2 separate regions of the Homo sapiens genome follow, and region 1 is linked to region 2. Evidence: chromatin loops called from intact Hi-C (ENCODE). Cell type or tissue: mammary epithelial cell. All regions are shown on one strand.

The links. A loop is a pair of places that touch in the nucleus more often than their neighbours do. Peaks named below come from ENCODE experiments on the same cell type or tissue, not always from the same donor. Only the 100,000 strongest peaks of a DNase experiment are listed, where the experiment ranks them.
Region 1: it touches region 2 in a loop (7-fold over the local background); 12 of 110 quality-filtered maps call a loop at or near these places.

What each region holds. Positions count from the first base shown.
Region 1 is chr2:189,138,769-189,146,768 of GRCh38, reverse strand. The region is part of intron 1 of COL5A2 (collagen type V alpha 2 chain); the gene reads left to right. Among named protein-coding and RNA genes, the nearest start is that of MIR3129, 9.7 kb to the right of the region's middle. In mammary epithelial cell, a CTCF peak has its summit at 3,438 (motif pointing left); no DNase peak of the experiment used is centred here.
Region 2 is chr2:189,343,000-189,350,999 of GRCh38, reverse strand. It overlaps a transcript of COL5A2 not described here. Among named protein-coding and RNA genes, the nearest start is that of WDR75, 94 kb to the left of the region's middle. In mammary epithelial cell, a CTCF peak has its summit at 3,361 (motif pointing right); DNase peaks (open chromatin) are centred at 319 and 3,299; H3K27ac peaks cover 1,076 bases.

The sequences.
Region 1 (8,000 bases), 200 kb after region 2:
CTTGTTTTTATGATTCATGACAAAAAATTCATCTTGGGCTTCTAATGATGTATTTTAAAATAGTCTCCAGACGTCCCGTGGTTCATTTTATTTTAAACTATTTCTTTTTACTTCTTTTTTAATAATGGCCAGATTTTCCTAAGTTCCCTTTACTAAAATTAAATTATTTTATATGGCATTCCTTTTTTCTTGCCAAATGCTAGGCTTAATCATTTTGAATACTGTGTAGACAGAAGTGGGCACCCATGATACAACCTTCATCAATTCCTGCTCAAGTCTGCCTAGACTCGGAAAATCCAATTTTGGCAAACTGATGTCTGTAATCATCTGTATTCTTGTACTCCAATGTGCATTCTGTATGTCTATGATGGGATTACAATATAAATTCACCTTATTTATACTTTATCCAATGTTTTCACTTTCTTTCTTGTTATACACTATTTAGATAATTTTGCTTAAATAGTGTCCCTGTAGCCCATAGAATAAGTAAGGTTCATATTTTTTAGTTTAACAACCAATGCCTTTCATAATTTGATCCCTAATTATTCTATCTTCATTCACTTCCCACTGAACTTTTTCTTTTCTTTTGCAGTACAATTCTTACTAAATGGTAAAATTTCACAACTGTACCTTCTCCCAGATCTTTCTGGAATACCTTTCCCATTTCCTTCATTGTTCATCCGATCAATGTATGAAGATATCATCATTCTAATCAAGATGTTAGTTGTAGGTGCCTTTTCAGTTAAATTGCATGTAACCTTCCTAAATCCTTGGTCCTTGCCTTCAATGTAATTCTACTGTCTTGCTCTTTATGAGTCCAGATGTGAGAGTCATTACCTCACTCATGTACATGGCAAACTCCACTCATGTCAAGTTTTTGGAAATTTAATAATTTAACTGAAGATTTTTGGTTCTAAAGAAGGATCACAGTATTAAGGACTATCTATCTATTTTCTCCTTTTTTTCCTTTTCAGAAAATAATAATTATGCCTTATCTCATATACTTTTGTAGCCTGGTTTCACCTATTATATGGGTCTTCCCCTATACTCTAAGTAGCTTAGAAAAGTATGTATTTTTCTTTAAAATATGGTACTTGCCCAATAAAAATCCTTCTGAATAAGATCTTCTTCAGCTCATTAATTGGCCATAGTTTTTAAAGAGCCCAGAATGATCTAGGCAATATAATAGACACTGATTATATAGCAAGAAAATTGCAGGTCAGGTTTTTGTGTTCATAAAGTTTTAGTGTGTGATCCAAATAGCAATACATAATTGTAAATTAGATATTCAATAGATATTTGGGGTTATGCAAGTGAATATTTTATATTTTAAGCTTAGTTGTATTATTTTAGGGAATTATAGTATATTTGCATTACTGTATTTTACTATTTAAATAGGAAATTCAGTGAACGCTGCCTTGAATCCATGTAAAAAATAAACAAGAAGAAAGAGATGGTCAAGAAATGTATCATTCTTAATTCCTGACGTGTGCAATTTTTCACATTACTTTACTCATTTAAGTAAAATTTCTATTGGAGTATAGTTCCCATGTCATGTTTCTAACCCTTTCTAAGTGCAAGAATCCTTCTGTGTTCTCACATCCCGCTTACTCAGAGTCTGAAGTAAGAAAGTTTTTATACAAACATGGAAACACTCATGGCTTCTACTGTTTCATACATATAGGAATTAAGAAAGTATTTTGCAATGCTCTGAAGGCAATTCTGGTTGTAGACTAGGTCAGCTCGGGCTTCCATGAGGTTCTAAACTCTAAGAAGGGCTAGTTCAGAAAGGATCATTGGAACAAGAGGAAAATTGCATGCTAATGTATTCCAGGAGATGATGAAATCTCTCATCTTATTAATTTGGCAGTGTTGAGTTCCTCTTCTGTAGAATGTAATTTCCTTTCTAAAAGATATGAAGCATCTGTTCCCACTCAGAACCAAATGGAGAATTCTTCATCTACATTAGCAAGTCAGGCCTGCTTAGTGCCCCAACTGTGCTTACTGCTCAGGATGTTCTACTCACGCTGACTGGTTAGTGCATCTGGTGTTTCACATTATTTGTTGGAATTATAAGCACTTATCATCTTCCCAGTTCATTAGGATTAAAAAACTCTGATAAAAGTATATATATAAAATATATGTATTTTTTAATTCAAGAAGATGGCAAATGGATTTTTTCAGTCTTGAAAAATATATAAATATAATATATACATATAACATATATATGTATGTATGCACATATATTTTTGTTTGTTCTCACTCATTCAGCATTGTATGGGTACAACAAGGATACTGCAACCTACAGTGTCCTTATGAAGCTAACATACATGACTATACAAACACAGACCAGTTCTCTAATTCAAAATTTACAGTAAATAAGCACTGATTGTTTTTCTCCCCTCTCCTTTGAGAAGATTCTTGCTCAGAAACAAAACTTGTACTCTCCTAACTAGGTAAAACTAAGCAAATACCCAACTATGTACTTGTTTACTGAAACTGTGTGTCAAACTGTACCTTTTTTTTCTCTTTCATCTGTCTGTCTTTTGAGTTTTTGAATTGTTCAGAAAATTCTTAAGTACTTTTATGTTCACTGTTTTCAGAGGCCCAAGAGTCTTGCATCACAGCAACATGGTTTCTTGCAGGGAAGAATGTGTTTGAATGTCCACACCCCTTGCCATAACCATCTGGTTTGCAGATGATAAATACAAACACTACGTTGTTTCTTTTTTTTCCTCCTCTAAAGATCTGGGAAACAGATTGAACTTAAAATTCTACCCTGGCGATCTCAATATATTAATCTTCATTACCATGTCTAGTTCTTTAAGAATTCCAGTTCTGCAGCTATATATTTTTTAAAGACTGAACACATAATACGTATGATATACCACTTGTAGGATTTTTTTATGTTATTATAATGTCTTCATTTCTTCCTACAGTCTAGTAATATCTTACTCCTTTTTCAAAGTCCAGTTTAAGACCTGTTTCCCCTGTGAAGTCTTTTCTAGTTATTCTAACCTCCACACGTCTCTCTTTCATTGTTTGGAAGACTTCACACCAAAGCAAGGTATATATTTGTTTAAAAGTTTCATGCATGGGCTTAGCTCCCTAATCAGAGTATGAGTTGTTTAATAACAGATTGTTCATATGTTTTGTAATCATAGTATAATGGACACAATGGATATTTAGAACCTAGTTGTCGAATTAATACTTCATTAATGCCATCAAAGAAGCCTCATTCTAATAGAGGATATGAGAGAGACTTTATTAGGATGGGATTAAGTTAGGCAGAAAATTTTACAGTGGGAAATATTGACCTCAGTTACAGGGTTAGAGTAGGCCTTTATACACCTTTTGTCTGAAATAACATTAGAAACAGAAATGGAAAACAGTGCCACCTCTGGGTGACTTCTGTCTGAAATAGAAAACAGTGCCACCTCCAGGTGACCCTAGGCAAGTGGACAGGAGCAAAATAAAAGGCATTCCTTCTTCCAGTAGATACAGCCCCAAGCTAGGGTTCATAGTATGACAAGGAGAGCTTGGATTGAATGTCATTTCCCACTGGCCCCCTCAGTTGGAGTCTTTGTGAAGTGTACAAACTGCAAACAATATACAACAGCCCTCCAAACAGTGATATAGATAATGCAGGCAAGTCAAGGCGGCTTGGTGGCTTATGAAGTAGCTGACACTGCATACTCTGTGTGGCATGAAGCTAGAGGCTAAGCACCTAGAAATTTATTTGTTACACATTAGGAGAGAGATCGAACAATCATGGCTGATGTGGAAAATATTTACTTAAGAATGTAGATTTTTCATTGGTATATAAAAATAATATTTAAGAGAATGAATAGCCCAGAGAATAGTCAAGTAGGTCAAAAAGCAGTTGATGAGATTTGTAAGGTGTGAACAATAACCAGAGTGAAAAAAAAAATGACACAATTCTGAAGGTGAGGACAAAGTTGTTATTGGGCCAGAGTGCGACTGAGGGCAATTGCTGAGGTTTGAGAAAGGTGACACAATTGAAGGGCCATTTAAGAAGAAGTTTCGATAGCTATGTTTAAGATAGATTGCAGGGTAATCATAGTATAAAGAAATCTGAAGGATGTCTGTCCTATTGAAAGCAGAATGAACAGGAATTAATTAAGGTAAAATATGGAGAGAATTTTTTGGTTGACCTTATATAAGAGTGGGCATAAGATAATAAGCATTTAAATTATATTCTTTAGTGGACATTCATTAATATAATGATAATCATTACTTTGAGGCTACCATTTATTGAGTGCTTAATAAGTGCATTCAATTATTAAGTCTATGTATAGTACATTTGTATAAATAATGTTAGATTTTAGTCTAACAAAACACATAAATATTGGTAAATGATATGCACAGATATAAAAAATTTATAATTATGGTGAGCTAGTTGGCTGCAGTATGGAAAATATAATCTATGGTATACATATATCATAAATGTTAAGCATTTATTTTAGAAATAAAAAAACAAGGATTTTCAAGGGAAGTATAGATGTTTAAATATACCTAGTTCGAAGAGTAATCTTGTTTTGCACTAAAATGTATTTTATTATTAAAAACATTTTGTTTAAAATTATTGTCAATCATAACATGAAAACATATAGATTAAACTTTAAATATTTTGGAATAATCTGTATCCATTCCAATGATAACTTATCAAGTCTATACAATGTTAACATTTACATATAATAGGGAAAAATCTAGTTCTTGATTATATCAGATTTATATTATCTCTCACCATAGGCATAGGAAATTCCAGAAAAGAATTTGACATTATTTATAAAATTACTATCCATAAAACATCTTAAATATTTTTCCTTAGTTTGATGAAGCTCAACCTTTAGTCTTTCATCCTTGACATACATTTCGTTATCAAATCATGCAAGCAAAATATGCAGAATTGGATTTCTTCAAGTGAAAAAGAGATGGCTTCACTATTAAACTCTATAAACTCCTTGATCCTATTAAAAGGACGGTTTGCTTAATTTTTTAGGTCAGAATACACCTTAAGAATCTAGAAGAAATTTAACAGTGCATTTCGCTATTTTGAAATAGCATTAGTAAATTTCAAGAATTCGGGGGAAGTTGGGAAATGAGCGTGCTAACTTTAAAACTTGCATTAACTACGTGACCCATGTGACTATATGAACTTATTTTACATTTTTTGGTAAGAGGAAATCTTTAACCGGAGCCATAAATAAATTATCCCAGTCAGATAATTGTATATATTAATATATACTCAGCATAGTCTTTGGTTACAGTAATAGAAAGAATGCATCTGCAAAGATAAGGCTCTGAAAACTGACTTTTCACTGCCTGTGAAATCATTTCGCCCCTGTGAACCCCAATCCCTTTATATGTAATAAGGCAAAATAGGCAAATAATTTCTACCTTGAATAGTCGTGAGCATTTATCAGATAACATCTGAAAACTGCCTTGTATAAAGTAAACACTAGATGGTATTTATTATTATTATTAATGGTAACCTTACGCATATTAATTCACCAATGTTTTTAACTGGTCTACTGCACACTATATTTCCAGCTAACTTCCAAGTCGGCTTCCTTACCAGACCATGGGGAATCCTCAGCTCATATTGCCCAGCCCCATCTCTGCCTGTCAAAGTCCTGCTTCATTTCCCAGAATACCTCACTGAAAGCACATCTCTATTAAAAGGAATACATCTGGCTATTTTATAGTTCCTTTTAATAAAAGAATGCTGATTTTATCATTGAAGTATTTTTAAATCTTAAGTGGGCAAGGTGAAAATTTTAGTATATTTTAGAATAAAATATTTGAATCTAGGTTAATTAACAAGTAATATCTGTGTGGTGCTTAATAGTTTAAAATGCTTTTTTCATGTAATTTATCCATTTCACTTGCAATAAGAATTATTAAAACTAATTTTTAATTTGGAAGAACTGAGCCTTAGAAAAATATATTACTTACTCAAGTTCTCTCTATGGTAATTACTAGAGCTATGTCTTCTGATACTAGAAACTATTTTTCTTAGTATACATTAAGCCTCTACAATGAGAAATAAGATTTAATAAAAAGAAGGGGAGGGGATACAGATAATAACCTAAAAGGGAAATAGTAAGGAAATGTAAAGCTGTAACTATAGCTTTGTACATTTTGAATAAAGATCAACTTCCCTATTCTCTTTCTTCCTTTCTATATATATATGTGCATATACATACATAGATTTTTCTGTATTTTTATTATAAGCTTTGTTGAAGCACAGTGGTGTCTCTTTGTTTAAATTTCTGGTCTATAAACATATCTTTGTTTTATAATATAATGCCAAATGTGCCTCCAGGTTTAAAATGTATTAATATTCAGAAGAGTCCTCTAATCTGCTTAAGACAAGATAAAGGGAAAAAGGCAATGTAGAATCAGAGGGCTGTGTTCTTCATTGAGGCCCTGGGCATGTTTTTTCTGTTTACAATTGCTGGAAAATATTAGTTTTATTTTCTGCCCTATATGGTATCGTATCATGTATGTACATATGTTAAAGTGTGATTATTTTGGTATAAATACATATTTTACACTTTGATTCTTATTTTTATTCTTGATGTTTATAACTGGAGAATTATAGAAATGCTAACCAATTGTATTTTGGACATGATTTAACATCTGGTCACTTTTTTATTTTTTTATTTTTTTGAGATAGAGTCTCTCTGTGTCGCCCAGACTGGAGTGCAGCGGCGCCATCTTGGCTCACTGCAACCTCTGTCTCCTGGATTCAAGTGATTCTTCTGCCTCAGCCTCCTGAGCAGCTGGGACTACAGGTGCGCGCCACCATGCCCAGCTAATTTTTGTATTTTTAGTAGAGACGGGGTGCCACCATATTGGCCAGGCTAGTCTCGAATTCCTGACCTCGTGATCTGCCTGCCTTGGCTTCCCAAAGTGTTGGGGTTACAGGCGTGAGCCACTGCACCCAGCCAACATCTGGTCACTTTTAAAATATACTTTCTAATTTTAGAAGTTTTAAATTTACAAAATAATTGTACCGATAGTACAAAGGGTTCTCAAATAATCTAGACCCAATTTTCCCTCTTCTTAACATCTTACATTCACAACGAATAAGCCAATATTGATATTTTACTATTAACTAGAGTCATACTTTAGTTAGATTTTCTTAGTTTTTGTCTAATGACCTCTTTCTGTTCCAGGATCCCTCACAGGATCCCATATTACATTTAGTTGCATGTCTCCTTAGGCTCCTTTTGGCTATGACAGTTTCCAGACATTCCTTGTTTTTTAGGATTTTGACGATTTTTCAGGAGTACTGGCCTGATATTTTGTACCATGTCCCTCAATTAGGATGTGTATGATTTTTGTTTTCATGATTAGACTGGAGTTCTGGGTGTTGGGAGGAGGTAAAGTGCCATTCTCAACTATCAACATGAATTATTATTACTGATATTAAACTTTAATAATTAATTAATTTATTTATTTTTGAGAGGGAGTTTCACTCTTGTTGCCCAGGCTGGAGTGCAATGGCGTGATCTCAGCTCCCTGCAAACTCTGCCTCCTGGGTTCAAGTGATTCTCCTGCCTCGGCCTCCCAAAGTGCTGGGATTACAGACGTGAGCCACCGCGCCAAGCCTGGTGTTAAATTTGATCACCTGTCTGGGGTGGTATTTGTCCTGTGTCTTCACTGTAAATTTGCTGTTTCCTCCCTTTTCCATTCTGTACCCTTTGGAAGGAAGCCACTATGTACATACAGTTCTTACTTAAGGAGTGGAGACTTACTCTTCAACTTTTAAAGGGTGGGGTAGCTACATAAATCATTTGCAATTCTGCATAGGAGATTTGTCCTATTCTATTTTATATTTTGTATGTATTTACATCGGTATGGACTCATAGATATTTATTTTACATTTTTGGTGATATTTGAATGCTACTTTGCTTATTTTATTTGTCAAACTGTTTCAGTTTTGGCCACTGGAAAGTCTTTCAGTTGTA
Region 2 (8,000 bases):
CTGATATTAGCCAGGGTTTTAATTTTGTGAGTTTTTCTGAGACATCACAGAAAGTCCTTTGTTTAAAATATTTCAAAGTCAGAAAAAAAATTCAACTTGTAGTTCAGAAGGTAGAGAAATTAGAAACATCTGGTAAATTTGGTTGCAGACATGGCTTGTGTTGACATGGAGATGTAATAACCAGGAGGTTGACTAGTCTGGTCTAATTCTGGTGAATAATATTTTCTCAGCAGTCTCCTGGCCACAAAGTATCAAAAGGCATTGGGAACATGCTGTAAAGTGCCTTGATGCCCAGAACAATTACACTCTGGAAACATTCTCTTGGCCCGGCTGAAAGTGACCCATGACCACAGCTCAGTTCATTCCACAAACATAATTAGTCACAAAGCCATGTGGAATAACACTCTGCAGGACTTTCCTGTGTTGACTTTCTTAGTGCATGTTATCATGACGGGCCTTCACACCTTGGAATGATATTGGCTTGGAATAGTAGGGATGAAAAATAGTGCAACACTTTGCTTTATGTAATTATATACATTTTATTTTTCGTGTGGTTATTGACTGTATTCTTTTTAGAGCTTTCTTATATATGAGTGGGGCCTGTCTAAAAGTCTATGTCTTAAAGTTTTAAATTTTTGACTATTTTAGTATTATGTAAACAACATGTCAATTAATAGTGTCTTAAGAAACAGATTGACCTTCATTTTGTTCCAGTACTTCTGTGTCTTTCTGATCGTTTCCTGATCACATGAGAGAAAATTAATTACTTCCCTTTCATGTAATACATATGTACGTCAAATATAATCCAGTTGATTTACTTGTCACTTTGTATTTTAATTTATTTATATGCCTGTTTCTAATTAGATGTCTACTCCTCAAAGTTAGGACTGTTTTATTTTATAAATATATTCTTGGTGACTGCTGGAGTACTGAGTACATGATAAGTGAAGAATAAATATTTATAATATGAATAAATTAGTCTGTTAATTACAGGAACACAAGGTGCTTTGATATGAGATCCAATCTAACCACTAACACTCATTTTTTTCTGCCATGGTTTAATTCTTGCATCTGGTTTTCTTAAAGCTTTTTTACTAATGCATATTGCTGAGTAATTTTCCAAAGGCAATTGTAAATTTCTAAGTGTTTACTTTGAAAGCATCAGTATGTAATTTTGTAACTAGTCAATATAGACCAATTTTGTGATGCTACTTTTAAAAACTTCTGAGGATTCTATTATCTGATGAGAAGAGTTAGTTTGTTCCAATAAAAAGTTAACGTGTTTGTTTTCTACTTTACCTGGACCTAAACAACATAAGCTAAACCTAAACCTAAACATAAACATAAACAACATAACCTAAAACATTTACAAGATATTGTATCTAATTAAAGAAGCTTCAAAAAATATTTTTCAACAGGAATCCATTGTCTGAATTACTTATAAACCATCACCATCAAATAGTGTTTATTGAACATCCATGTGTGTCTGCTACACCCCAGATTGCTATACCAATTAAGTCAGCTATGCTTTCCAGATTGAGTCAATACACAGTATCCTGTTTTTATGGTTCTTTTCAACTTGGATTTGGTATCCCTCTAATTTTATTTGTGTAGAATTCTATTTGCTTTAAAGTTAAACATGACTTTTAGTTATTGTTCCTTCCTTTGTCACTTTTAATTTTCAGCATACATTCAGTTTGTTTGTTGGAAAAAACCATTTTCTTAGCCATGTTTGCCCTGAGACTCCTCCCCTGCCCTTTATGTTTATGTAGGCCAGCCAAATTTCATGTCTGAACCTTTATCCTTTCTTTAGGTAGGTATACAGATGTATTAAGGAATCATCTGACAAGACACAATTATGTTATAATATAGCTTTTGTGTTTTGAGAGGGCTAGGGGATGTGATCCAAAATATGAGAAGTTTTTATTTATAATGGAGAATGTTGGGAGATTATGTTAGTAATTGGGTCCAGCTATGTTATACAGCTTTGAAAAAATTATTTAATTTTTCTGAGGCTTGGTTTTCTTGTCTTTAAAATGTTGTGAAGATTAGAAATAATGTTCTTAGAGCATCTTGCACAGCTAAAATACAGTAGGCACTAAAAATGATGGCTGGTAACAGAATCTACAGCTAAAGAAAAAGTAATAAATTGTCTTGTTTGTGAATTGATATCTGTGTGATGTGCATGCAGCTGCTCACATTTATGTTGTCCACAGCAGACCCTGCCAATTAGTCAGCACTCTTTTCCATGGAGTCTGGGTGCAGCTTATGAGTTACAGCAATTAACTCATAGGCAACTATTGCCAGTTAACCCAAGAAGGGAAATGAGTTGCATCCCATTTTTTCATCCCTCATATAGCCTCATCCTTTCATTTTACAGAAGAGAAAACTAAGGCTCAGAGAAGTTATGTAATTTCCTCAAGATGACACATTGAGGCATGGTCAGAACCTTGTACTAGAAGTCATAACTCTTACTTCAGTTCTCCATCAGCTGAAACATCTGTCTGTTTTGTTCATCTTATTTCATAACTAGAACGTGTACTAGCCAGAACTCTTAATTCAGTTCTCCATCAGCTGAAACATCTGTCTCTTTTGTTCATCTTCTTTCATAACTGGGGTAGAGATTCATATAATTTGCCATTTTTTTTCTAGAGCAAATAAATTAACTCATGATTTTCTTGAGGTAATATTTGTGGGTTCATATAAATGAGCCACACTGACCACTTTACACTGGTGATAATATGTTTTTTTAAATATCAAAAATATATTTTTGATTCAAACCTTATGTTCTCTTGCCTTTCAGAAAGGAAAAAGGAAGAAGCAGAGGGTCAGCAGATGTTGAAAGAGGTATAATCAAGGTAAACACTTAGCTAGGAAGTGGTTTCCTAAGCAAGGGTTGCTCTAAAAATTTCCCACATACCCTCCTTTGGTTGTTGGACTTTTATTTTTTTTTTCTGGTCTAAATATTATGCTGTAAATTTTGGGTTGGAATCTACTGAAGCTGGCAACAGTTAAATTAATCCTTCTTTTCACTGAAAACATGCTTATGCTTGCTAACAACTGCAAGATTAATTGGGACTTACTTAGCCAAAGGAAAAACAGGATGTGAAAAGACAATGTGAAGTTTCTGTCTCGTCACTTACTCCCTCTGTCCCTACTGTTTTTGTTTGTTTTAGTTACATTTTCAAACATTCTCTCATTTTCCCATGTTCTGTGTTCACCTTAGAAAATCTTCTAATAGCACAGATGACAAACAGGAGTTCCAGAAATGCTGACTCATCACAGCAGAAGGCCAGTGGTTTGGCAGGAATCTTAACTTGCAAATGTCAAGACTGGCCCTTTTAAAAATAAGTCCATGGCAGCAGATGTCACTATTGGTCTATCTTAACTCTGGGGCACTTGTTGACAAAGCAAATGCCATGAGCCTAGAAGCCCAGTAATCATAGATTTTAGACATTTCATGATGACTTGTGGCACCAATATAATGGTCAATTTCTCATACCTGAAACCTAATTTAATTATATAGAACTTTTAATATTATGATTATTGTATTTTAACATTAGTGTCATTTTTCCTTTTTTAACATAAATCTTTTCCATGAAGTCCATATTTTTTTCTTACCTCCCTCTTTCTGCTTTCTGTTCCTAATCATGGGACAACTTTCTCTTTTCTGCTTATATGTGCTTATTTGTTCATGTAAGCGTCCCCATAATTCTCATGTTTTGCAAGATACTTTCTTCAATGTTAATTTTTGTGCTATTAACTACAATGCAATTAACCTTTACTTTTCTTAAAAAGCAAAGTTGTGCAAGTAATTTGCCTGCTGTCTCTCAGCAACGTGTCCTCCTTTTTTGACACTAGTTTGTAATGCTAGGGCTGTGACTTTGCAGATTTCATACCTCTGATTCCCTTGGCAGCTTTTTGAAAGTATTGGAGTGAGACTTGAAGTTATTGAGGAATGGGGATTGGAAGAGGAGACAAGACTTCCTTCCTGTTTTAAAATTTGTTTTATTCTTGCTGGCTTCAACTCTAAAATGGCAGTTCTCCTAAGCGTTAGTTGGTGGCCTCCATTGTGGAAGTGGCTCCAGCCTCCAGTTCCTGTTGGCACTTCCAGAAATGCCTGAACATTTCCCTCAGAGAGCCAGCAGCAGCCAACCCAAGCCTCTTCCTTAGAGCACCAGGTCTGGTGGCTCCTCCTCCTGTTATCCCCATCTTTTCCCATTTATTTCCCTAACCTCAGGCATTGTAGCTACTTCCTGAGTTACCTTTATGTGACTTTACTTATTCAACCTTCTGACACCTGTGAAACCAGTTTCTTCCATTAAATCCTCTCTGTTGGAAACAATTTGGTTTCTGTTTTCTAAACTTGTCTAATATATCTGTACATAGTCATATATATTTTAAATTATATGTAATGTTAAAAATAGTAAAAGCAAATAAATTAATTCCATTGTGTTTCTGATTTATATTTTAAAAATGCTTTTTTGATTTGGGCTTTTAGCATGTCATATATATGTGACGATTTTGATGGCTTGATATGGAGTATATCTTATGAAATGTATACATAGCTCCAAATGTCACCAAAGCAAAAATTGGTATGAACATTGATAGTAATTTTTCCTTGCAAAAGGATCTTATCCTGGAGTTCCAGTTAGGTTTTACAATTACTGAAATGACTTGCTGTCTATTTTCTATCCTTGTTTAGCTCATACTCCATTAAACAGAAAGCAAACTAAGAGCTGGAGAGATGAAGAGACTTGGTCAACATCATACATGTGAGTGGTTGGAAACCTGAGGTGGACCCCAATCCAATTTTCTTTACTTTGCCTCAAGCGGCCTATAGTTGCTCATGATTTTAGATGTATCCATTGCAAGCATTTGCTAGCATTTGGCAAGAAATGAGCATAAATGAAATAACTAATCCAGGATTTTTTAAACTAATCATCATTATATTAATGTACTATGCTGATGAACTTAAGTTGGAAAAGAGTGTTGGAGAACTTGTTACCTTTCTATTAAAGTCAATTACTTCTTTATAATTAATATTTATTCATACATCCACACTCAGTCAACTAACACTTACTAGTATGGAGTAATGTAATGTAATATAATGACTTAGGTCAATGTATTAATGTCATTTTGACTGTCTTAGATCTGTCACTATTCTCTCCTTCTATTCATGGGAGTGCTTGCATAAATTGGGCTACATTAACTATCTTATTTTCTCAAGTCTTCCCTATTTAACCTCTACAATCTGGTTCTTGCCCCTTCTCTATTTGAACAACCAGTGGGTTCACCAGTAACCTCCATATTGCCAAATCCAATAAATATTTTTATGATTTTGACTTGACCCACTTCTATGGCAATTAATACTGTTTGATCAGTCCTTCCTTCCTGAAAATTCTCCCTTTTTTTCCTGAGATACTTATCTAATAAGTTATCCTCCTTTTCCTCCTACTGCTATTTCTCATATCCCTTAGGTAGAATCTTAAATATCAGTGGTCTTCAGAGCTCTGCTCCTGGTCTTGTGACCTTCTTGCTATATTTTCTCCCCCACATGATCCTATTTTAGCCCACCTTCAGGCCTTCTGCTACTATTTATGTTCTGAAGACTCCTAAATCCATATCTTCAGCCTAGACCACTTCCATGAACTCCAGATCTTTATGTCCAGCTGCCTGCTGGAAAGCTGCTGCATCCACATATATCTTGCTTGACTTATACCAAGGTGAAACTGGCCCAATTGTTCCATAGAACTGATGTTGGAAATTAACCCTCTCAGTCTTAAAACTTGAGGAGCTACATTTGTCTTATCTTATACATCTAAAATTGTAAGACCAATAATCAGGCCTCTCAAATAATATAGGGGAACTGAATCATAGCCTCTCACCTGTCGTGATTGACTAACTGACCTCCTGCTACCTGTTGACCAACTCCTCTTTCTTACCCCTCCCTAATTCCTTTTGCAGCACATGCATAAAGCCTTTTTCCAGGCAATACTCCTCTTAGAAAATTGGCTTTTTGTGTGATGAGTAGCGGGACCTAGTCTGAACCTCTGGTGTTTCAGTAACACATTTTGGTTCCTTGACCAGGCATACATTGCTTGTGGCTTGGCTGCTACAGGCCAAAAGGGTTTCAGAAGCCCTCCTAAGCAGCTACCTGCCCATTTTTGGCTGGAGGTGAGTCTTGGTCTCTCTTTCTTTGGTCCCACTAATGCCAGCCCCAACTACATTCCTGATTGCCTAGGAAGAGTAGCCTTTGATATTTGACATCTGCGTCTGGATAGGTTAGTGTCTTTTGTGGGTACCAGACAGGGGGATGTGCTCTTCTCAATTTGGGGAATTCCAAAAGAATTTCCATTTGCAGGATGAACAAGCCCAACCGATGGAGAGAGGAAGCATCCTGACTGTTTCAGTTTAGATATTCTTGGGACTTGCTTGTTGCTGCAGCAGGTGGATTGTGCTTTGGTGATTGTTTGTTTATGTGTGTGTGTCAGTATACTTCCCAATATTCTTTGGTGTCTGGAGCGGTTTGGCATCTCCATAAGCCTCATTGCTATTGAACAGGAAAGTGGGATGGAGTTCTGTGTATCCAGGCTTTTATGCTGCTATTCTAAGCAGGTTCAGGTCTGTAAGTACATGAGGTTCTTCTGTGATGCTGTTTGACCCGAGAGTTTTTTGAAGTCTGGGAAGGTTTGGCCTTTAAAACTCAAACTGCCATGGAAACTGTTTCGTCCAACATTCTGGTTCATATCCTTCATTGGATTACCTCTTGGGGCAAAGTTTAGCCATGTAAACATGTTCATAAAACAATGAGTTTTTATTGCTATCTCATGGCTGGAGTTCTGAGATAAAAGCTATTGGATCTTTGTTTATGTGTGTGTATACACATTTCAATGTGTTTATGTGTATGTACATTTATTATGTTATATGTTGTGTCTACTAAATTGGCTTATAAATAGTGGTCGTAAATTAAGTAAATAAGTCCAAGCAATTTTCAAGTTCACATGATTTAAGTAATTCTTTAATAAACAAGCTGGCTTTAAAATTATTAAGATAGAAATAGAAATGTCTTTGGAGTTGTCAGCATACATTTTTGTCTACGTTTTATATTTGTCTCTTCTATATATTTTGAGGTGTCAGGGTTTGGCACAGAAGGTTATAAAACTATAAACCCAGCCAAAACACAAGTAACCTTTGTGTGACTTTTTGGACAAATTTAATGTTGTTAGTTTAATAAAGACAGTTGAATCTTCTGAGTTATTAGCAAAAATACCCATGGATTTAAGGTTCTTACTTAGATGAACACCTGATATTCTCAGGTTATGAAATGGTTAACGAGGAGCTAACCACTAGCTTTGTCTAATGTCTCAGTTTTCAGAAGTAATCCAGATAAACTTTAAAAAATTAAAGAATTGAGTACATGTAAATAGGATAAATGCTTGTAGGTGAACTTTTTGTGTAATTTAAAATCTTAATTATTTTGATGATGAGTCATCCAAATTATTTTGGATGTCTGGTCATTTTCATTTAAAAAAGGTTTTGATATAGACAAAAGTATTTTTAAAAACTGTAGAATGTTCTCAAATATAAAATACTAATATCTGATAGTTCAGGATTTCTTACTTCCTAGTGATTTTCACTAAAATTTAAGGTTACTAAGAATAAGAACTGTAGTTAACATATAATTCTGTATATAAAATGTGCCAGAGAATTTCTGTCCTTATGAAAAAAGAATAATTTTGTCTAATTCAGAATTTATCTAAAGGTTGATTCAAATTATGGACTATGGTAAATTTTTGTCCTAAAATAAAATGACTGTTTTTTTTAACACGAGAGAATTTAAGACCAAGCAGAAAATTCAAGCATGTCATACATTGTCTGTGTAAGTCATATGTAGTTTTTCTCCTGTTTCTGTGTATGTCTGTCTTCAGGCACATACAGAGAAAATAGAAAGATGAAAAAGTAAAAACCTGATAGGAAATTGGAGAAATTAGGCTAAT